Linked DNA regions of Homo sapiens: regions 1 and 3 are each linked to region 2. A link is a loop called in an ENCODE intact Hi-C map of the cell type or tissue named here. Cell type or tissue: mammary epithelial cell. All regions are shown on one strand.

Region 1 (8,000 bases), 170 kb after region 2:
ACCATGCCCAGCTAACTTTTTTTTTTTAATTTTTATTTATTGCCAGCTAATTTTAAAAATTGTTTTGTAGAAAGGGAGTCTCACTGTGTTGCCCACACTGGTCTCAAACTCCTGGACTGAATTCATCGTCCTGCCTTAGCCTGCCAAAGTGCTGGGATTACAGGCATGAGCCATCGCATCCTGCCAAGCATTTTATTTATTTATTTATTTTTTTGAGTCGGAGTCTCGCTCTGTTGCCCAGGCTGGAGTGTAGTGGCACGATCTCAGCTCACTGCAACCTCTGCCTCCCAGCTTCAAGTGATTGTCCTGCCTCAGCGTCCAATGTAGCTGGGATTACAGGTTTGCACCACCAAGCCCGGCTAATTTTTGTATTTTTAGTAGAGACGGGGTTTCACCAGGAGTTTGGCCAGGGTGGTCTCAAACTTCTGACCTCAAGTGATCTGCCCGCTTTGGCCTCCCAAAGTGCTAGGATTACAGGAGTGAGCCACCTCGACCAGCCTGGCCAAACATTTTAATAAATAGTTCTCTAAACATAATTATGTCTAGACAGTTTTTTTTTTTTTTTGAGGCAAGGTCTCACTCTGTCACCCAGGCTGGAGTAGAGTGGCGCGAGCCACCGTGCCCAGCTGATAATGGGTATTTTTAAACATTGAATGAGGTAGGCCAGGTGCAATGGCCCATGCCTGTAATCCCAGCACTTTGAGGGGCCAAGGCAGGAGGATCACTTGAGCTCAGGAGTTCAAGATCAGCCTGGGCCATATAGTGAGACCTCGTGTCTACAAAAAAATTTTTTTAAATTAGCTGAACATGGTGATGCACATCCGTAGTCCCAGCTACTTGGGAGGAGAATTGCTTGAGCCCAGGAGGTAGAGACTGCAGTGAGCCGAATTGCACCATTACACTGCAAGCCTGGGTGACATTGAGACCCTGTCTCAAAAAATAAAAATAATCATAACAATAACAGTAATGAAGTTGGCCGGGCACGGTGGCTCACACCTGTAATCCCAGCACTTTGGGAGGCCGAGACGGGTGGATCACGAGGTCAGGAGATCGAGACCATCCTGGCTAACACGGTGAAACCCTGTCTCTACTAAAAATACAAAAAAAATTAGCCGGGCGTGGTGGTGGGCGCCTGTAGTCCCAGCTACTCTGGAGGCTGAGGCAGGAGAATGGCGTGAACCCGGAAGGCGGAGCTTGCAGTGAGCCGAGATTGCGCCACTGCACCCCAGCCTGAGCGATTGAGCAAGACTCCATCTCAAAAAATAATAATAATAATAATAGTAATAATAATGAAGTATTTTCAGTCTGTTTTAGGATTTTCATTCTCATCATTTGATTCATTTTTCTGTTTAAGTAGATGCATAATTATAAAAGAATTATTTTTAATGTTTTAAATTAGTCATTAGCATTATATGCATATCCTTCTGTCAATTATAGTGAAAGAATGAAAATACAGAAAAACATTAAAAGAAATTGAAGTTAATATGAATTCCACCACTCAGAGATAATCAATAGTATCAGTTTGATGCATTTTTCCAGTCTTTTATCTCTTCCTAAAAGCTTTTTTTTTTTTTTTGAGACGGGGTCTTCTGCCACCCAGGCTGGAGTGCAGTGGCACGATCTCAGCTCACTGCAACCTTCATCCCCCGGGTTCAAGCGATTCTCCTGCCTCAGCCTCCTGAGTAGCTGGGATTACAGGCACGTGCCACCATGCCTGGCTAATTTTTGTATTTTTAGTAGAGATGGGGTTTTGCCATATTGCCCAGGCTGGTCTCAAACTCCTGACCTCAGGTGATCCACCCACCTCGGCCTCCCAAGGTGCTGGGATTACAAGCATGAGCCACCGTGCCCAGCCTTCTTAAAAGCTTTTTTTTGGCTGGGTGTCGTGGCTCATTCTTGTAGTCCCAGCAATTTGGGAGGCTGGGGACTATTCAGGAGGCTGAGGTGGGAGAATCACCTGAGCCCCGGAGGTTGAGGCTGTGATGAGCCATGATCTCACCACTGTACCCCAGCCTGGGTGACAGAGCAAGACCCTGTCTCAAAAGGAAAAAAAAAAAGTTTGTTTTGTTTTAATTAAAAATAGAAACATGTCATATATAGCATATGTAATTTTTCTTTTTTTAAAAAAATTTTTTTTCAGGAAATGTGGTACAGATAAATAACAAATATAGGGAGAGAGTTAAAAGAATAAGAATAAAATACATATGTACCACCTACCTCAAAACATAGATTCTTATCAGTATACCTTATGTGTCTTTCTGTGATCATGTCTCTTCTTCTGTGGAAGAGGTAAATAACCACTGTCCTAAATTTGTGTTGATAATTTGCTGCTTTTATTTATAGCTTTACCTAGTATATATGTATTGCTAAAATAGACTAAATTGTTTTGCTTATTTCCAAATAATTACTCTGAATTTCAAACCAGCAAAAACTTACAGAAAAAGGACCTGGCACGGTGGCTCACGCCTGTAATCCCAGCACTTTGGGAGGCCGAGGTGAGCAGATTACGAGGTCAGGAGATGGAGACCATCCTGGCAAGCACGGTGAAACCCCATCTCTACTAAAAATACAAAAAATTAGCCGGGCGTGGTGGCAAGTGCCTGTAGTCCCAGCTACTCGGGAGGCTGAGGCAGGAGAATGGCGTGAACCTGGGAGGTGGAGCTTGCATTAAGCCGAGATCGCGCCACTGCACTCCAGCCTGGGGGACAGAACGAGACTCCATCTCAAAAAAAAAAAAAACAAAAAAAACTTACAGAAAATGTTCAAGAACAATATAAAGAACTTTTCTTGGCCAGGTGCAGTGGCTCACGCCTATAATCCCAGCATTTTAGGAGACCGAGGCAGGCAGATCACAAGGTCAGGAGTTTGAGACCAGCCTGACCAAAATGGTAAAACCCCATCTCTACTAAAAATACAAAAAATTAGCTGGCCGTCGTGGCGTATGTCTGTAATCTCAGCTACTCAGGAGGCTGAGGCAGGAGAATCACTTGAACCTGGGAGGCAGAGGTTGTAGTGGGCTGGGATCGTGCCACTGCAGTCCAGCCAGGGTGACAGAGTGAGGCTCCATCTCAAAAAAAAAAAAAAAAAGAAAGAAAAAACTTTTCTCCCTAAGCATTCAAGAGTTAGTGCCAGTCTGATGACCCATCACTTGAAATACTTAGGTATAGATTATCTGTAAACAAGGAACTTCTCCCACATAACCACAATACAGCCATTTAAATCAGGAAACTTAACCTTAATACGCTTGTATCGACTAATAGACCCTAATTCAGGGTTTTCCATTTTATCTAATACCTTCCTTTATAGCAAAAGGCCATTCAGAATTACACATTGCACTTAGTTGTCGTATCTCAGTTTGAAATAGTTCCTTGTCTTCCTTTGATTTTTATAACCTTGACTTTTTAAAATATTACAAGCCAATTTGTTTTGTTTGATGCTTCCTCATGATTATATTTAGGTCACTAATTTTGGCAGGGGTGTGACAGAACTAATGCTTTGTACCTCTCATTGTATTCCAACAGGTGGCATCATTTACATTTGTCCCATTATGATGATGTTAAATTTGACACTCGATTAAAGTGGTGTCTACCAGAGTCCTTTACTGTAAAGTTACTCATTTTCCCTTTGTAATTAATCTGTATTTAGTGGGAAGGACTTTGAAATAGGATACTTATGTTGCTCACAAGACCTCAGATTGATTGATTGATTGATTTGTGTCTATACCTACTCATAGTTTGCTATTTTATTCAATAGTTTATGAACTCTTACCATCATTATTTATTTTGATATGCACATTGTCTCAGGTACAGTTTGTGAGACGTCCTTTAAACTGATTCCTGTGTTATTTTGAAATGGTCCCATAATTCTTGAACATTTCCTTGTTTTCAGCACAAAATTTTTTTTCAAGTTCATTCTACGCTTTTCCAGGAATCCCTAGTTCTTTTTAGTGGACAGCGGTATTGACAATCCAGGATCTGGGTACTAGATATGCTTATTGCTTATCAGGATACCACTGCTTCCAGGCCCTCTGTTTGAAAAGAATTGTTTGTGTGCACACGCACACACACACACGCCAAAAAGAAAACTATTTCAAAAATTGAAGAGGGGATACTTCCAGACTCATTCTATGAGGCCAGCATTACCCTGATACCAAAATCAACAAAGACACACACAAAAAACCTATACATATACATATGTGTGTGTGTGTGTGTGTATGTATATATATGCACTTAAGTTTATATCTGTATTTATTCCTTTTTTTTTTTTTTTGAGACAGGGTCTCACTCTGTCTCCCAGGTTGGAGTGTAGTGGTATAATTACAGATCACTGCAGCCTCCACCTCCCCAGACTCAGGTGATCCTCCTCAGTTTTTATACTTTTAATAGAGAGGGGGTTTCACCCTGTTGCCTAGGCTGGTCTCAAACTCCTGGACTCAAGCGATCCACCTGCCTCGGCCTCCCAAAGTGCTAGGATTACAGGCATGAGCCACCACACCCGGCCTTATTTCTATATTTTTATATATCAAAAACCGTGAATCCACGTAGATACATCCACTTTCAGTCTGGTAGGGCCAGGCGTGGTGGCTCATACCTGTAATCCCAGCACTTTGGGAGGCCAAGGCGGGCAGATCACTGGAGCCTAGCAGTTCAAAACCAGTCTGGGCAACATGGTGAAACTCTATCTCTACAAAAAACACAAAAAGTTGCCAGACGTGGTGGCACTCACCTGTGGTCTCAGATACTCGGGAGGCTGAAGTAGGAGGATCACCTGTACCCTGGGGAGGTTGAGGCTGCAATAAGCTGTGATTGCACCACTGCATTCCAGCCTGGGCAATAGAACCAGACCTTGTCTCAAAAAATATCTATATAAGGATTGTTCTAATTTTCTCCTTTCCATATTTGTAACTAACTTCTACAGTGCAAGGCCTGGCTCCAGTTATAATTAACACATTTATTTAATCAGTTTTCCTATATGTGACCAATGTCCTTTTTCCACTGCTGCCTCCTACCCCACATGTAAGCCTTCCTCACACTGCTTGGGCTTTGACTCTCCTTGTTGAATTCCAATATGGATTCCCTCCTCTTCCTGCTAGGCTCTCTGACACATCATCACCCCAGGGCACCCCTTCACTGGAATGCCCTCTCACACTGCTTGACTTGAGGACTCTATGCCAGTGACCTCCTCTGCTTGGTAGACTGACATTCTGGGCTGCCTCTAAGATGCTCTCCTCACCACTGTCTGGTTCTGACACACTGCAGTCAACTGCTCTTCCATATGAATGCTTTTTTACTCTGCTTGGGACAACCTGCTCTGTTGTGATTTTTACTGGGCAATAGCTGACTGATTCAGCCATGTAAACTTGGACTGTTACCCATAAAGGTAGACTGAATAATTATTTTTATAATGGAAGACAGTAATCAAAAAATATTTGCAGCTGGGCGTGGTGGCTCAGGCCTGAAATCCCAGCACTTTGGGAGGCCGGGGGGGCGGGGGGGCGGATCACTTGAGGTCGGAAGTTCAAGACCAACCTGGCCAACATGGTGAAACCCCATCTCCACAAAAAATACAAAAATTAGCTGAGTGTGGTGGCCCACTCCTGTAATCCCAGCTACTTGGGAGGCTGAAGCAGGAGAATGGCTTGAACCCAGGAGGTGGAGGTTGCAGTGAGCTGAAATCACACCACTGCACTCCAGCCTGGGTGACAGAGTGAGACTCCATCTCAAAAAAAAAAAAAAAGTATTTGCTATGGCTGCACACATAAACATGGATGAGTCCCAAAAACATAATGTAGAGATAAAGCTATAGAACACATACACTATGATTCCATTCATGTCAGGTTTAAAAAAGTAAAACTGTCCTTAAAAGCTACTAAGCCATGACTACTCTTCTCCTACCCACCAGCTTGGATATTTTTCCTCACCCCACTTGGCCTCTGACATCCTACACTAGACAGCTCTTATATGGGCCACCACAACTCCCAGCATTTCTGAAATAGATGCCTCCCATGTTCTGTCCTACTAATGGCTTGGTGGCTTTTGGACTGAATCATTAAAAAATTGTGTTTTTCTTCCGTTTTTTCTGCTTATTTTATTAGTTACCAAGAAAGTTGTGCTAAAATCTCCAACTATGATTATGGATTTGTCTATTTCTTATTTACTTCTGTCAATGTTTGCTTTATATATTTTAAAGTTATATAATTGGGTCCAGCAGAGATGAAATTGTGTTTTTCTGATTAATTGACTTTGTTGGGGAGAAAAGATTTTCTTCGCCCATTGCCTAGATTCATGGCTGAGACCCCTTTAACAAAAGACAGATTAACAAAAGAAATGCATGTGATTTTATATTTTATTTTATACACACACACACACACACACACACATATACATATATATATATTATATTTTTTTCTGTCTTTTTTGTTTTGTTTTGTTTTTGAGATGGAGTCTCTCTCTGTTGCCTAGGCTGGAGTGCAGTGGTGTGATCTCGGCTCACTGCAACTTCTGCCTCCCAGGTTCAAGCAATTCTCCCTGCCCCAGACTCCTGAGTAACTGGGATCACAGGCGCCTATCACCACACCTGGCTAATTTTTTTTGTATTTTTAGTAGAGAAAGGGTTTGCCATGTTGGCCAGTCTGGTCTCGAACTGCTGATCTCAGGTGGTCCGCTCACCTTGGCCTCCCAAAGTGCTGGGATTACAGGCGTGAGCCACAGTGCCCGGCCTTTTTTGTTTTTTGTTTGTTTGTTTTGTTTTGTTTTTTTGAGACAGTCTCAACTCTGTTGCCTAGGCTGGAGTGCAGTGGCATGATCTTGGCTCATTGAAACCTCTGCCTCCTGGGTTCAAGCAATTCTCGTCCCTCAGCCTCCCAAGTAGCTGGGATTATAGGCACCTGCCACCACGCCTGGCTAATTTTTGGGGTTTTTTGTTTTGTTTTGTTTTTTGAGATGGAGTCTTGCTCTGTCGCCAGGCTGGAATGCAGTGGCGCAATCTCAGCTCACTGCAACCTCCGCCTCCCTGGTTCATGCGATTCTCCTGCCTCAGCCTCCCGAGTAGCTGGGACTACAGGTGTGTGCCACCATGCCCAGCTAATTTTTGTATTTTTAGTAGAGATGGGGTTTCACCATGTTGGCCAGGCTGGTCTTGATCTCCTGACCTCATGATCCTCCTGCCTCGGCCTCCCAAAGTGCTGGGATTACAGGCATGAGCCACCGCGCCCAGCCTAATTTTGGTATTTTTAGTAGAGACAGGGTTTCGCCATGTTGGCCAGGCTGGTCTTGAACTCCTGGCCTAAGTTTGATGAGGAAGTGGATAGTTTGTGGAGAAGTATGATTGGAGGGCAAAAGGGGTATGATCTAATGGTAATAAATTAAGGGGAACTTAGCTTAGCCTGTTCGTTCAGATTCTTCGTGGCATCTCTGCATCTTCAAGGATAAGGTTGTTCCTTTCCTCTGGGTATACGAACAATACCTCGGAAAGGAAGGTTTTATGACCTACTTCAGAGGAAGGACAGATAATTTCTTTTTTGGTCTGCTTTGAGGGGAGAAGGGCAAGGGGAGAATGAGACTGATCTACCTGTTTCTGCTGTTTCCTCAAATGCCAAGGTGCCATATTTTAGGGTAGCATATCTTGAACCCTGTCAACCTTTTTAGCACTGTCACATGTCTCTCTCAATCCTTGGTAATGCTTTTTGTGTTAAATCTACTCTGCCTGATATTAATATGGTCATAACAGCTTCCTTCTAATTAGTATTTGCCTGGTATATTTTTCTACTTACTTTTAATTTCAACGTATCTGTATATATTTATCTGTGTGTGTATTTAAAACTATCTCTTGTAAATAGTTGAGTTTTGTTTTTAAATCTAGGCTAACAGTATTAGTTTCTGGTTTTGTGGGGTTTTTTCCTCCTGTTTTACTCTGCAAGGAGGTTTCTGTTTTGTGGATTTCTTTAGCTACCATCTACCTGGTGCTTTCTATGTGTTTGGCTCTCTTGAAGGCATTTCACT
Region 2 (8,000 bases):
CTACCAAAGCTAAGAAAAATTGGGTTAAAAAATCAAATGACATTAATAAGTTATCTATCAAATAATACAGGCAAACTGACAAACTGCAGCTTTTAAAATAACTTATAAACAAAATTAATATAACACTTTCACCTTTACAGACTATTTACTTAAGTGTTATGAGATATAATTTGGAAGAACTCACTGACTGGCTTAAAAAAAAAAAACAAGTCTGGAAAAGATGTGGCACTCTCATAAAATCCCACCTATTTAACTAAAAATCTCTGAGTTAATTTTGACCAAAACCAGTCCATTTCATATTTGGTTTAATTAGTAGGTTAGCTGAGTCAAGGCCAGTTCTTATAAAAGCAACAAGGAACAAACTGACCCTTATTTTTTAAAGAGGATACACCTTTTCAAAGAAGTCTTAGTGTAGTTAAGATGGAGTCAGAAATTCCGTCAAAGCTAATCTTAAAAATACACTCATTCATACAGCATTATTCTCTCTGTGGGCCTTAGGTTATCACTCAGGGAACTAACTGGAACTAAAATCTCTACTGAGAATGCAACACTTAAAGCCTTACCTGGACTACCACCTGAAGTATGAACAGCTGTTGCTATACTTCAAACATGCCTAATTAAAACTGACAATTCATTCAATAAAAAGCAATGCTACATGTGTACGGGATATGAGAGAGAATTAAGATTAAGAGAAATCATATCCTTTCAAAATAAAAAATATACAGATGCATTCTAAAATGAGATGCTAAATTATGCTAGCAGATAGAGATCTCAAGTGGCTTTTAAAAGCTAAACATTTAATCGAGACCATCCTGGCTAACATGGTGAAACTCTTGTCTCTACTAAAAATACAAAAAAATTAGCCGGGCGTGGTGGCAGGCGCCTCGTAGTCCCAGCTACTCGGGAGGCTGAGGCAGAAGAATGGTGTGAACCCAGGAGGCGGAGCTTGCAGTGAGCCAAGATTGCGCCACTGCACTCCAGCCTTGGTGACAGAGCCAGACTCCGTCTCAAAACAAAAAAAAAGCTAAATATTTAGTACAAGTCATAGTTTAATCTGGGAAATAACTGAGTATCTTTTGAGTGATAATTTCATACACAAGGAAATATTTATCTAAGAAAAATATTAAAGGTCAAAACAAGCCAGAATAAATATGACTAAATAGCTAAAAACCAATTATTGATAATCAAATAAAATTTGGTTGCTCTTCTCCACTGGTTCATGGCAACTAGTTCTACCAACTGGAACTAAAGCATACTTTATATTTACACACAAAAAAAGCTATAAGAAAACATAGATAATAATGCTATAAAATGGTAATTCACAAATGGAGATAAAAAGCTATGATAATCTCTCCAAAGGAAAGATGAGGTTTTTATGATTTTCTAAAGGTGACGTAAGTTTTTTGGGACGTTTTGGTACATAACATATATATGAAATACATTTCCAGTTATGAAATTCAGAAATAAAAAATACACAAATCATGGCATCGTGCCTGGCTCACAGATATTCAGTAAAATATTCATTCCCCTCTGTCTGCCAAATTTAAGAAATCAGGTATTCCATGTGGTATCTTATGTGAGTCTGTCACTAAACAATTAAAGTTTCTGAAAAATATATTTATGACAGAAGAATTCATTGAACAATATTCATAATTTTTACTATATATATTTTTAATGTTAGTATAATTCTCTGAATAATTTTCTATTTGGTGCAGACTGCATTCCAGACAAGGTGCTAGGAACTGCAGAAATTAAGATAATCAAAAGACATTACTTTCCCTTCAAAGTTTATGAGCTTTATACTCTGATTAGAATGTCAATGTAATTTTTAAATGTTTTTCCTGTAAATGAGTGATGTTTTAAATTTTATTTATTTATTTTTGTTTTTAATTTTTTAAGAGACAGGGTTTCACCATGTTGGCCAGGCTGGTCTTGAACTCCTGACCTCAGGTGATCCACCCGCCTTGGCCTCCCAAAACGCTGGGATTACACAGGCGTGAGCAACCGCACCCAGCCATGAGTGATGTTTTTAAAGGTAGTTTTCTGTTTTTATCTCAGGTGCAAAGTACAATCTGAGGCTTGACAAAACTCAAGATCCTCTAAAATGAGGTTCTTATTTACTCCCTTACCAATACCTTACACTCCTATGAGCACTGCACACTGCAGAGTGTCCTACCAATAACAACAAAATGATTAGTTTAATCCAAAGAAGCATTATAGCAACATAGGTAAGAGCAAGGGCTGTCATCAGGCTCCCTGGGTTGAGGCAGTCCCCAGAACTTATTGAATGACCTTATATTAATTAAATTACCAGGCTGGGCGCGATGACTCACATCTCTAATCCCAGCACTTTGGGAGGTCAAGGCGGGTGGATCACCTGAGGTCAGGAGTTGGAGACCAGCCTGATCAATATGGTGAAACCCCATCTCTACTAAACAAACAAACAAATACAAAAATTAGCTGGGCGTGGCGGCACACGCCTGTAATCCCAGCTACTTGGGAGGCTGAGGCAGGAGAACTGCTTGAACCTGGGAGGCAGAGGTTACAGTGAGCCAAGATCAGGCCACTGCATTCCAACCTAGGTGACAGAGTGAGACTCTGTCTCAAAAAAAATAAATTACCAGCCTACATCTCCCACTCCCCTGCTCTATATAATCAGAGTGCTTACCTGCAAGCCTGTTAAGAGGATTAACAGGCCGGGCGGGGTGGCTCACGCCTGTAATCCCAGCACTTTGGGAGGCCAAGGTGGGAAGATCACCTGAGGTCAGAAGTTGGAAACCAGCCTGGCCAACATGGTGAAACCCTATCTCTACTAAAAATACAAAAAAATTAGCCGGGCGTGGTGGCAGGTGCCTGAAATCCCAGCTACTCAGGAGGCTGAGGCAGGAGAATCGCTGTACCCGGGAGGCGGAGGTTGCAGTAAGCCAAGACTGCGCCATTACACTCCAGCCTGGGCAACAAGAGCGAAACTCCATCTCAAAAAAAAAAAAAAAAAAAAAAAAGGATTAGTAAGTGATGATTTAGGGGCTTTAAAGGTTAACCTATTATTATTATTATTACAGTCAACTTTCTAAAGATAGTAATAGCCCTACATTAAGATGATCAGAATGTCCCAAAAGTGAACATTCATTCATTTGTCTTAAAAACATTCACCAGGCAACTACCATATGCCAGGCAATATGCCAGGCCTGGAATATATAGTACTGAATAAACAGATATATTACAAAAGTGACACATAAATAATCTTATGAGGAAACTATATTTATTTATTCCTGTATTTGTTTCATCTTAACAATATAAAAAAGTAGTTTAGAGTACCTTCTTTTTTGTCACTCTGGCTAATTTCAGCATGAGGAAACACTTTTTGCAAGACTGCTAGGATGTTGTTGAAGCTTCTTTCCAGCAGTGGTCTTATGATGGGGGATAGTGCATGCCCTGAAGACATCACAGCACGTTGGGAAGCAGGCACGATATTCTGCATTGCATGGTAAAAATCTTGGGCACTAAGCACTATTGAGGAAACATCCAGCTGCAGTTTATGACTGCTAGCATAGATCTGGGGATAACGCCTCCGCAGTGCAATCAGGGCGGCTTCAGTGCACAGGGCCTTGATATCGGCTCCACAGTAGCCTAATACACAAAAGGAGAAGGATAGCAAAGGTACATTCATTATTCCATGCACCAACTATGTTTTGTAAATATACACATCTTTAGCTAAAGTCATAATCAATACTAAATCAATAACTATGTGCAATTTTACCAGCAAAATGAAAACTAGCCATTTAAAATCACCAAACAAAACTTTGAATAAAGGGCTGAATACTTACATTAAGATTAAAAATGTTTTGAATATTTTTAATTAAAAAAAACATAAGCTAACAATATTAAAACAAAACAAGCTATGTATCTTAAATATGTCCTTGATATGAGCTTTAAAACAAAAGCCATGTATTATGTGATTAACTGATTACAATGTACAACTTTTTTTTTTTTTTAAGAGACAGGGTCTCAAAAAATAAACAAGAGACAGGGGTCTCACTCTGTTGCCCAGCCAGGCTGGAGTGCAGTGGCACAATCCGGCTCACTGCAACCTCTACCTCCCAGCCTCAAGTGGTTCTCCCACTTCAGCCTTCTGAGTAGCTAGGACTACGGGCATGTGCCACCACACTCGTATAATTTTTTTCTTTTCTTTTATTTATTTTTGTAGAGATGAGGTCTCACTACATTGCCTAGGCTGGTCTCAAACTCCTGGGCTCAAGTGATCCACCCGCCTCAGCACCCTCAAGTGCTGGGATTACAGGCCTGAGCCACCACACCTGGCCTACAACGTACAACTTTCTTTAGAAAAAAGTTTTAAAAGAATAATAGTTTCATTTCAGTCCTTCATCAATATTCCTAATCATTAGGTTAGTCCTCATGACATCATACTCACTTATAAATGACTTTCTCTAATATTATTAACTTCCAAACACGTATAAAATAGTATATAAACAGAAACTTCAAAAACAGAGCTATTCTACTACCAACTCTGAGTACAACCAACTATTAACATTCAGTTACTCCCATAATTATCATTTAAAATTGTAATTCATCTGATAGTTCCAAATATATTAAAGTAAATAAGAACATTAAAAATATTTCCACTGATTTTCCACATTAATTTTCTTTTTTTAGTTTAAAATGACTGATAATCTAAGGGTTATACCAACATAAGGTATTATTTATTACCCATGTTTAATGTATGATACAATCAAACAACAGATCAAGCCCCACTGTTTTTAAGTCATTTCATTCATCTGAGTAACAAATACATACAAAAACACATGCTCTGTTGCATCCTTGTCACAAAAAGGAAGAAAAGCTCAAACTAGCCATATTGTTTTCCCTGTTGGCAATTAAACTTGCATTTGGCCACAATTATCAGTTATGCCAGTAGGGGGAACCATTCCAATAGTTATAGAATATTAGACCCTAACTAAGCTTCAACAAACAATACCAGGTTTATTTTTATTTTATTTTTGGGAGACAGCATTATCGCTCTGTTGCCCAGGCTGAAGTGCAGTGGGTGATCATGGCTCACCGCAGCCTTGACTTCCTGGGCTCAAGAAATCCTTCTGCCTCAGCCTGCTGAGTAGCTGAGACTACAGTGTGTGCCATCACATCAGGCTAATTTTTTTTTTTTTTTTTTTTTGTAGAGATAGGGGTCTCACTTTGTCCAGGCTGGTCTCAAACTCCTAGCCTCAATCCTCCTGCCTCACCCTCCCAAAGTGCTGGTATTACAGGCATGAGTCATCACACCTGGCCTATTTATCTTTTTATACCTCACAATGACCTTATAGAACACTTAAATACTGAACTAAAAATGGTGATTACTAAGAAAAACCTATTCAAAGTTAGGGAAAAACTTAATATGACCTAGAAGAACTTAATTCAGAAGACTATAAGCAGATTACGCATTAACATTGTTCCATGACAGTGATCTATCTCACAAATAATTCTTCAGATAACCAAATTTACCACTAGTGTCTCGTTTTATTTTCTATTTCTCAAAGAAACCTGGAAAAAAATTATCTTTTCCTTTTGCATATATACCCATTTCATTAATTCAATAATGTATAGAACACTAGCTCAAAGTTATAAAGAGTTAACAAAGTAATCTAAGTATATGATTATAGAATGTGAATTATGTCTTCCATTTCCGAGGAAATAGGAATATACTACCATCTTCAAACAACATAAACAATCACGTTTCTATTTCTTCTTTAAAAGGATATACACAGTTAATGAACATATTATATGGTCCTATTTTAAGTGCAAAAGCCTAAGTTTAAAAAAATTAAAACTCAGAAACTATTAGGCAAAACAAATAATTAGCCACTAGAAGGCATTTTAGGTAGTAAATGTTACCCATAACATTTATGTTTGCCACAACATGTTAATTACATATATAACAGCAATGTATTATTTATTGATTTATTCCAGACAAAGAAATGATCAATAGACCCCATTTAATGAAGTAGATTTTCACATTAATTATTATAACCAACAGACTTATAAAGAAGGAAATTTTTTTACATTCGCTTATAAGTAAGAATTACCAGTTTATATCTGTGGTTCTCACCTTGATTATCCATCTGAATAAACACTGAAACTGAAACAAAAAAAAACAGATTCCCAAGCCCCACAATAAACCCAGTGAATCAGAATCTCTGGGGGCTTGAAATCATATGTGCATTTCAAGAAAGCTTTAGAAGTGACTCTGATACACACAAAATTGAGAACTACTGATTTAACATACTTCCTTCTAAAACTTTAAAATTGCATCATAACCATGGCTAAATGGGTTATACTTAGGGTAACCACATGTGCTGGTTAGGCCTCTTGTCCTGTCATAATAGCACATCTTTTCACTCTCAAAGCGTCCTTGTTTAGAAAATAAATAATATGATCATTCTAGTAATACTGAAAATATACTACAGCCTTTTAGGCGTTAAAAGTTAATATTAAAGAAATTATAAACATCCCTTTCATAACCATACTAAATCTACCATTACAATTCTAATACTCTGTGAACACATTTAGTTATCAAATAAAGAGCATTCCTGAATACTGCTATTAAGCTAGAAATTGTTCTAAAAAGACTGAAAATACAGCTACTAAAGAGGTTAGACTAGAAACAAGGTCATAACAAAATTTTATAAAGTTTTAAGTACAGCATCACACATAATGAAGGCCCACAAGATAAGTCACTTCATTGAGACTCTTTCATTGTTTTAGCCCTCTCATTGAAAATGGAATAGAAAAATATGATTAGAGTTGAGTGTTTCATTAATCATAAGTTTCCTACTATTTATGCAAATGTTCCTGATATCAATGTATGTTGAGTTTTTCACTATGCAAAAATCACACCCAATATGCATGCAAAAACCTCTAAGAACTTGGGAATTTCAAGGTAAAAGTTACCAAATCCATAACCTCTAACAAAAGGTCAGCTATCTTCACAGCTGTTCATCATACTCTATGAGGCATAAATTTCAATGAACTGAACCTATTCATGTTAAAACATGTTTGGCATACACAGACTAGTGAGTTTGTAATGGATTTAAAATTACTATTTCACGCCCGTTTGAAGATCTGAATTTGATTTTTTTTTTAATGTGAACCGGTTTCTCAGATGGAATGAATGTCATAACAAAAAACAGAAGTCATTTAATTATAATGGATTTTTATGTCACTGTCCAGGAAGAAAATGGTATATAAGCAGAGTCTGCACACATACTACCACCCCACAGAGGGGAGGGAAAAAAGGTAAGAGAAATTTATCAGTCCTGTAAGAAATTATACCATGAAAATTTTAAAACTTAAGAAACTGCCTAAAAGCTAAAAAAATCACTGGGAAAAATGAGAAGTATTGTCTTTGGAAATGCAAAAGGAAACTAAGATTCTAATATTTGGGGTGAAGAATTAAACTAGAGTATATAATATTTCAGATGGTAGACAGTATAATAGAAAGTAATTTAGAGTACCTATCTCTTAGGGAATTTCCAAAATGATTTGACAACTTGACTTCTGCTTATTTCAGTTAAGGATCATTCTGTGACAAATTCACAGAAAAATCTACAAAGATTTCCCAGTCCGATCTGAACTCTAGTAAAATATCATCATAAATAAAAGGGGTCTATTTTCAAAAAGGGAAAAGACTGGATTTTATACCAAATACCACCCTCTCCCATAAAGCAGCACAAGGCTTTGCAAAGGTCAAGCCAAATTTACATGAAATGTGTTTGGCGCATGCTCTCTTATACCAGGCAAAGCTTAAACTGAAGTAGTGCTGGAGAGATTTACGTTTTCTCCTCACCAGAAGATGTCGAGGTCTTTGTGGTTCAAAAGCTGAGGGATGCTGCTTCGGAGATGGAGGTCCCTGTGGATGAAGAGGATAATTTGGATGTAGCTAACTGAATGGACTAATGTTCTATTTAAGTTTTAATTATTTGATGGTG
Region 3 (8,000 bases), 340 kb after region 2:
TATACCAGTTGGAATAATGATGTTTTTGTCTCTATATTTAGCAGTCAGTGTATAATAATATTTCCTATATAAATGTAAGCTAGTATTGCTTTCAAAACATTCTCATACCGCCAGGCGTGGAGGCTCATGCCTATCATCTCAGCACTTTAGGAGGCCGAGGCAGGAAGATCACTTGAGGCCAGGAGTTTGAGACCAGCCTGGGCAACATGTTGAGACCCCATCTCTACAAAAAATAAAAATAAATCCCTTGGCATGGTGGTGCATGCCTGTAGTCCTAGCTGCTTCGGAGGGTGGCTGAAGTGGGAGAGATCCCTTGAACCCAGGAGGTTGAGGCTGCAGTGAGCTGTGATTGCACCACTGCACCACAGCCTGAGCAACAGAGATCTTGTCTCAAAAAACAACAATAAAAAAGAACAAAAAAACCTTCTCACACTTGTTATCTTGTTAAAGGTTAAAGGTGAAAGTGAATTTTAATGACTGTAGTTTTGATTTGAAACCTTTGGCAAGAGCTCCTTATCTTTTGGAATCCCAGGAAGAAGAAAAAACAGTTATTTACAAGTAAGTCTGTTCTTCCATAGCTTTGCTCTTCTTTTGCTAAGATGCTAGGCTGTGCTGCCATCCCCTGCCATCCTTTCATGTTGCTGAGACGGTGCTGAGGCACACACAAAGCTCCATTGTGGCAGGACACCGGGCATCTCCTACCACTGTGTCTGGTGAGGTGGCAACACTTCCCAGGCTTTTCTGGTCTTAAAGAACAAGTAGGCTGGGTGCGGTGGCTCCCGCCTGTAATCCCAGCACTTTGGGAGGCCGAGGCGGGCAGATCACCTGAGGTCAGGAGTTTGAGACCAGCCTGGTCAACATGGTGAAACCCTGTCTCTACTAAAAATATAAAAATTAGCCAGGCGTGGTGGTGGGCAACTATAATCCCAGCTATCTGGAAGGCTGAGGCAGGAGAATTGTTTGAACCCGGGAGGCAGAAGTTGTAGTGAGCCAAGATTGTGCCACTGCACTCCAGCTTGGGCGACAGAGCAAGACTCTGTCTCAAAAACAAACAAACAAAAAAACCAAACAGCAACAACAAAACAAGTAGCTAATACAGAAATAACAAACACAGAAATGGAAAAAAAATTGTTAACAACTTGTACTAAAGCTAAAAGGTTAGGAGATTTAAAATTGAATTGGAGTAGTATAAATGGAGTTTGGGACTGGTTTGGGTGGGTAGTAGCTGTTACAATGTTGTACCTAGAGTGAAAGATGTTGTTGTAAACAGAGAATGGTACATACTATCAAATACTATGTATATAATGTGGGGAATCATCTCAGCTAACTAGTTTTAGAATTAAGAGATTTCTCTACATAATTATGTATCTTGTGACTATCTGGTTAAAAGTCGTGCTGCCCCTCAGATATTGCTGGAGGGAATGTAAAATGGTGCAGCAACTTTGGAAGGCAGCTTGGCAGTTTCTCAAGATGTTAAACATTAAATTATTATGTGACCCAGAAATTCCGCTCCTAGGTTTCTACTCAGGAGTAATGAAAACATATCCACATAAAGGCTAGGATATGGATGTTCATAGCAGCATTATTCACAACAGCCAAAAAAGTGGAAACAACCCAAATGTCTATCAGCTGATGAATGGATAAACAAGATGTGGTATATCCATACAATGGAATATTACTTGGCAATTAAAAGGAAAAAAATACTGATACATGCTGCAACATAGACAAACTTCAAAACCATTGTACTCAGTGAAGGAAGCCAATAACAAAAAGCTACATATAGTATGTTTTTTTATACAAAATGTTCAGAAAAGGCAAATCTGTAAAGACAGAAGGTAGATAGTAGTTGCTTAGGGCTGGGGATGGGAGTGGAGAGTGACTTAATGAGCATGGAGCCTTGGGGTTAATGAAAATGTTCTAAAATAAGATTGTCGTGGTGGTTGCACAACTCTGTAAATATACTAAAAACCATTGACTTGTACACTTAAAATGGGTGAATTTTATGTCATATAAATTACACCTTATTAAAATTGTTCATAATAATAATAAAAAAGGAACCTAGCAAGGTGCAAGAAAAGTGAGCTTTTATGACTTTCTAGGAGATCGGCTTACAATTCTCTGTTCCTAAAAAGTGCCCGAAGTAAGCTGCAGTAGTTTCCTTTTCCTGAACAGGTTCAGAATTTGTTGAATAAATACAGTGTGGCAGAAGCTGGAGGGCTTTTAGAGATGCTGGTATGACCAGCAGAGAGAACAACTAATTGTCTCCTGAGGACCTTAGTGATGTACCGTAGAAACAGATGACAGCTGGGGAGGGCGTTGGCCAACATGGGCTCATTGTCCTTGAGGTGTGGTTTAACCATTTGCTGGGTTGTTTCTTGAATAGGAGCCACAAGTGAGGGGAAAAAGGAAGTGTCCAAACTAAGCCCTATTCCCTTGGTAGCTGAAGGCCTTAAAAGACAAAATGATTGATTGAAAAGAGAATTGAGACTCACTCTTGCATATTAGGGTCCAAAGGAGTAAGTTCTTCTGCAATCCCTAATTACCAGAGTCTCAAATAGACCTGTTTGGGTAAGATTTTACAATAATCAGCATCTTAATTCTATTTAATTTTGATAAATGATATAAAAGGAGAGATTTTGTTCTCAAATACATCTTCTAGCAAAGCGAGACCCACGTGTGAAGGAGGATATTGCATTTCTGGAGTAGTGGGTTCCTGTATTTTAGACTAGAGGCTTAAGTCTAGGCTCACTCTAGAAGAAAGAGGAAGACTGGATTCTCTTCCATGAATAAGGGAAGCATCCCAATTCTGGCAGCAGGGGTGGAGAAGGCATATTTGTCCTTGGCAGAGTTAGACCTTCTCAGGGAGGGCAAACTGGACAACTCTATGAGGGATCATTCACTCCAAAGGACCCAAAGCTGTTTGATTAAGCAGCACAGAGATTACAGCTGAAACTATGACTAGAGCAAGGCAATACTATTTATTTGGGTTTATTTTCACACAAAAAAAGTAAATACGTTTATTTTCATAAAAATACACAAATTCACATAGAACTCATCAACTTCAAATTTAAATAAAAATATTAAGTGCTACAGTTGAGTTGAGAGTTAAGAGAATCCCTTCCTTTCTGGTTCCTTCCTGCAGAAACAAAGGGTCATCCTTTCTAGAAAGAGAACCGCTGTGCTATCAGGAGGGAAATAATCCAAGTGCCAAAGAGGCCATCTCTGAAGGGTATTTTTCTTCCTTGAGCCTCAGCCAGGAACGGGAGGAAGACCAGGATGGGTAAGAGCTGGGGCTGTCCCATTTCATCATACATAAGGTGGCAATCGCTGATACCAAAATCTGAGCACCTGGGAACTTTCTTTGTATGGCAGGCTTCCAGGAAGAGAGGAGGCAGTGGGGAATAGGTTAGAAGCAGCTGAGGGGCAGGTGCCCTTTATTCAGAGGGAATGGAGAGGGCTGCCCTGGCCCCCTGGTGGAGTCACACGATGAGGGTGCCCCCTGGTGGAGCCACACGATGAGGGTGCCCCCTGGTGGAGCCACACGATGAGGGTGCCCCCTGGTGGGTGGGCCACGCTGTCCAGGATTTCCCCAGCCCCTCTCTCAGTCCGCCATCTCCACCCTGTCTCTACCATTTACCACTTAGCATAGCCAAGCCAGGCCCCACATTTTGTTAACCTTAAGGCAGTCAAGATAGGTAGAAAATTTTCAAAAGGACCAATACTAAATTCAAGTAGTAAAATTTAGGAAGTGAAAGCCCCCATATTGAGAGATTGCCAGCAGCAGAGAGGAGCACCCACGCTTCCTCACTCGGCACCTTGTGACTCCTGGATTGCATTAGGGCTGAGTGAGGGCTTGTTCTCTGTGGACCCTGGAGTAGGCCCTGTGACTGGTGGAAAGGATCCCGGGAAAAAACTCAGGAATAAGAAAGGAGAAGGTGAGACTTCAGACTGAAATTATTAGAAATGCTTGGAAGTAAAGGAGGAAAATGAAACTGAGGAACCAGAAAAATGCCCAGACCAGTTAATTAAAACCTGGAGTAACCAGGAGATCCAGAGTTTCCTAAAAGAATGGGAATTTCTTGCATTTGAAGAGTTGAGAAGAAGAATCATGAATTATTTAGAGGAATTGCCCAGTGTCTCAAGCAGCGGGGCATAAAGAAGAGCTGGCACCGATGTCTCCAGCTGACAAGTTTGCAGGGCTTGTACTGGACTCCTCATGAGGCCAACTCAAGGCCAAGGAGCAACCCTGGCCCTATCCTTACAGAGAGGCCCTACACAGTATTCTGGGATACATATAAAAGGACAATGCCTTTTCAGGTCCTCTCTGTGCAGATGTGATCATCCCTCCAACTCCTAGTACCAGCCCCTGTCTGCTCTGAGGCTCTGCTGTCAGTCCCCTACGTGATCTCCAAGGATCCTCAGGTCCCAGATGGGAGCCCTCCACGGTCAGCTGCATGCCTGTTGTCTGCTGTTGTCTCTGCAGCCCCCAGCCCCTAGCAGCAGCTGTCAACCTCTTCTGACCCTGATCTGGATTCTGAACTTAAAGACATTTAGAACCTGGATTCTTGATTCTGTCTGAATGACCATGGAAGAGCACAATTTTATATCCTGGTGCTTGACTCCTTCCTCTCCCAGCATGTGCAATAAATGAAGAAAAAAGCCCCAACATTTAAAATGGAAAGTTTATAGAAATATTAGGTGTTGGGCCATGTGCGGTGGCTCATGCCTATAATCCCAGCACTTTGGGAGGCCGAGGTGGGCAGATCACCTGAGGCTGGGAGTTTGAGACCAGCCTGATCAACATGGAGAAACCCCGTCTCTACTGAAAAATACAAAGTTAGCCGGGCATGGTGATGGAGTCCTGTAATTCCAGCTACTCAGGAGGCTGAGGCAGGAGAATCGCTTGAATCTGGAAGGCGGAGGTTGCGGTGAGCTGAGATCACGCCACTGCACTCCAGCTTGGGCAACAAGAGCAGAACTCTGTCTAAAAAAAAAAAAAATATATATATATATATATGTATGTATTCACATATATATAGATAGATAGATAGATATAGGTGTTTACAGAACATAGATTTCTCATCCTAAGGTAATGATGGTTAAACTTGGTGGCCATTTGACTGAGATAGCCCAGCCTACCATTTCTGGGTCTAGGTGGAGCTTCTCCCTCCAGTTCTCTTGTCCAGAGTCAGCCTCTTAGGAGTGTATTCGAGAAGTCATGGCCTTCCTCCCCACTCCCAGTTAGAAATCAGCACGTGAATGGCCTGTCTTCTGAGTATCCTTCAATCTTGCCATCTTCCTTTCTGACTGTCTCTCCATTTCCCCACTCCTACCCTTAAAGGACAGGGGTGCTACTTTTTTTACTCATTCATGAAAATTTACTAACCTTTTCTTTTGTGTGTTTAGCTCCTTTTACTGCCATGTTTTGGTATCCTCCCATGTGCTTGCTTGCTTGCTTCCTCAAAATTTTAACAAGCGCCAACTCTGAGCCAGGCAGTGTTTGAGGGGCTGGAGACACAGTGGGAAACAAAACAGAGACGGCTCCGATTTCCTGGAGCTTACATTTTGATGGGGAAATAGACAGTAGTCAACCAAATAAACACATAACATCACGTGAGTTAGTAATAAGGAAAACAAAGCAGGTAGAGGGGGTGGGGTGGGAGAGTGGGGGACGAATGAAGAGGACTGTTTTAGGTGGAGAAGTCAGAGGAGGCTTCTCCTCTGAGATGACGTTTGTGCAGCAGGCTGAGGAACCCAGGGAGTGAGGCGTGGAGAGATCTGGGGAAAGAGTGTTGCGCAGATGGATGGGCCCAGGCAAAAGCCTGAGATGGGAGTGAGGCTGGTGTGTTCAGGAAACAGCAAGAAAAAGTGGGGAGGCTGAAGATAGTGAGTGCTGAGAGAGGGCGGGAGGTGAGGCTGGAGCAGAGGCAGGAGCCAGGCAGGTTGGGGTTACAGGCCGGGAAAGGGAGTTAGAATAAAATTCAAAGTGTGAGGGGAAGCTGTGCGGAGGTCTGGAGTAGGGGGGAAATCATATCTAATCAGCATTGTACAAAGAACATGGCTGCCGCATAAGCAACTGCTGATGCTGGAGCCGAGGCAGGGCCGTCAAGGCAGTTGAGGGTTCCAGGCCAGGTGAGAGCGAGGGCTCCAGGCTCCAGCGTGGGTGGAGAGGAGCTGGCAGAGCTCCCTTGTTAGCGTGGAAGTGGGTGAAAGCGAGAAATCAGTGCGGAGGGGCCTGGGTGGATTGTGGTTCTAGTCACTGACCTAGGGAGGTCTAGGGGGAAAGCAGGTTTGCAGGGAGAGAAGTGCAGAAGTGAGGAATAACCGTGTTTGGGGCTGATTCCATTGCAATCATTATAATACCGGAGGAGGATTTGTAGGGTGTGATTTTAGAGCAAATGAACTCTTCCCCTCACTGTCCATTTAAACCTGTTCTGTTGGGGTTGGTTCTTCTCCTGCCCTGGGCATTCTCAGATAATAAACAGCCTCTGGTTATGAAGACAGTCTGTTCAGTAACTAATATGGCCAGTCTCGTATAACATAATGACCAAAGCTTCAATCTTCATTTAAGGTCTCCCTCCCCGCGTTTGGGGCTGCTGAAGCTGGAGCTATAAGAAAGAAGAGGGAGGTAGATGTCTTCTCTCTTTCCCTTCTTACTCTCCTATTCCTTACCCCTGTTTCTTGCCACTGTGATTTCTGATATCTTCAGAGTCCACAGTGGGAGGGAGGAAAGAGAAATAATGGGTGGGTAGGAAAGTTCTTACCTATTAATTTTATGATGATCTATTTCAGTGTAAGGCATTCTCTGGGCTTGGCAGGGGTTTGAAGCTAGTGGTTTTTCTCATGGGGCACTTCCAAGTGATCTTCAGAGAAAATTCCTATTGCTTGGAATTTCTCACCGGATTTCTTTTCCAGGTGTTTGCTTAGGACTGTCTCTGGCTCTAAGCATCTGATGGAACTGCCACTACTTCATTCTTCACTTAGGAACATAGCCTCTATCACCTAAAGAGATACTGAGACTAAAATTAGATCCATTTCAGTATCTTTGTAGATGCTCATCCTATACCCAAGAGGAGATATACAGTAGGCAGGTGGATGTACCGGTCTGGAGTTCAGGGGAGACTGGGGGTGGAGACAGGTTTTTGAGAGTCATCCTCATATAGATGCTATGTGAAATCATGCAATCACCTGGGGGTGAGTGTCAAAGAGAAGAAGGCCGAGGGTTAGTCCTGCGGAACGCCAAGATTTAGAGGTTGGGGCAAGGAGGCAGAGCTGGTGAAGGAACATTCATGGAGCGAGAGGTTGGTATGGAAGGAAGCAAAGCAGAAGTATGTGCTGCTGCAGAGGCCCAGTAGAGAAAGGGTTTCAGAAAAGAGGGCATGCCCAGCCATGTGGCAATGCTGCTGAGAGGGAGGTAAAATGAGGACTGGGGAGATATAGGCCTAACTGCTGATTTTCATCAGAGAGGTTAAGTGGAGCAGCTGAAATGAAAGCTGATTAGAGTGGGTTCAGGAGAGAATTGGGGTGAGGAAGTGGAGACAGAATAAGCAATGCTTTTGTGGGGTTTTGCTATAAAGTGGCTGGAGAAGGTAAGGTAAGGGAATATTTTTATCAGCGATATTGATATTATAACATGTATGTTTCCTGATGGGAATGCTCCCATAGAGAGGGAGATTTGATGATGCTGGAGAGAGAGGGGGTATAATAGAAGGGCAGAGTCCTTCCACAGGTGAGGAGGCAGCACCCTGGACTCAGGTGGACAGGACACTCTATCCATTGTATGAAGAGGGAAGGCTGAGTACATGGATATAGGTCAAACTAGCTCAGTGGATTTTGCAAAGGAAGATTGTTTCCTTCTGTTTACTCATTTTCTCAAGTGAGATCATCAGCTGATCGCGAGGCACAGAATAGAGAATTTAGAGGTTTGAAGAGAAAAGGGAAGAAAGGAACCTAGTATTTTCTAAATCACAACAATCCAAGTGGAAATTAGTACTCCAAAC

What was found. A loop is a pair of places that touch in the nucleus more often than their neighbours do. Peaks named below come from ENCODE experiments on the same cell type or tissue, not always from the same donor. Only the 100,000 strongest peaks of a DNase experiment are listed, where the experiment ranks them.
Region 1: it touches region 2 in a loop (4-fold over the local background); 3 of 110 quality-filtered maps call a loop at or near these places.
Region 3: it touches region 2 in a loop (28-fold over the local background); 23 of 110 quality-filtered maps call a loop at or near these places.

Annotation. Positions count from the first base shown.
Region 1 is chr2:23,985,053-23,993,052 of GRCh38, forward strand. The region is part of intron 6 of UBXN2A (UBX domain protein 2A); the gene reads left to right. Among named protein-coding and RNA genes, the nearest start is that of MFSD2B, 21 kb to the right of the region's middle. In mammary epithelial cell, a CTCF peak has its summit at 3,508 (motif pointing right); no DNase peak of the experiment used is centred here.
Region 2 is chr2:23,819,940-23,827,939 of GRCh38, forward strand. It overlaps ATAD2B (ATPase family AAA domain containing 2B), which reads right to left. Exons shown (of 28, transcript NM_017552.4): 16 at 3,319-3,630. Among named protein-coding and RNA genes, the nearest start is that of ATAD2B, 100 kb to the right of the region's middle. In mammary epithelial cell, a CTCF peak has its summit at 4,929 (motif pointing right); a DNase peak (open chromatin) is centred at 7,042; H3K27ac peaks cover 1,156 bases.
Region 3 is chr2:24,161,056-24,169,055 of GRCh38, forward strand. FAM228B (family with sequence similarity 228 member B) reads left to right here. Exons shown (of 11, transcript NM_001145710.2): 8 at 451-558; 9 at 3,143-3,280; 10 at 6,572-6,628. The coding sequence ends at 6,614. LOC105374328 (a long non-coding RNA gene) reads right to left here. Exons shown (of 4, transcript XR_939833.4): 2 at 6,765-7,002; 3 at 5,387-5,508; 4 at 4,945-4,984. Among named protein-coding and RNA genes, the nearest start is that of FAM228A, 10 kb to the right of the region's middle. RefSeq lists an enhancer at 3,705-3,764. In mammary epithelial cell, a CTCF peak has its summit at 3,563 (motif pointing left); no DNase peak of the experiment used is centred here.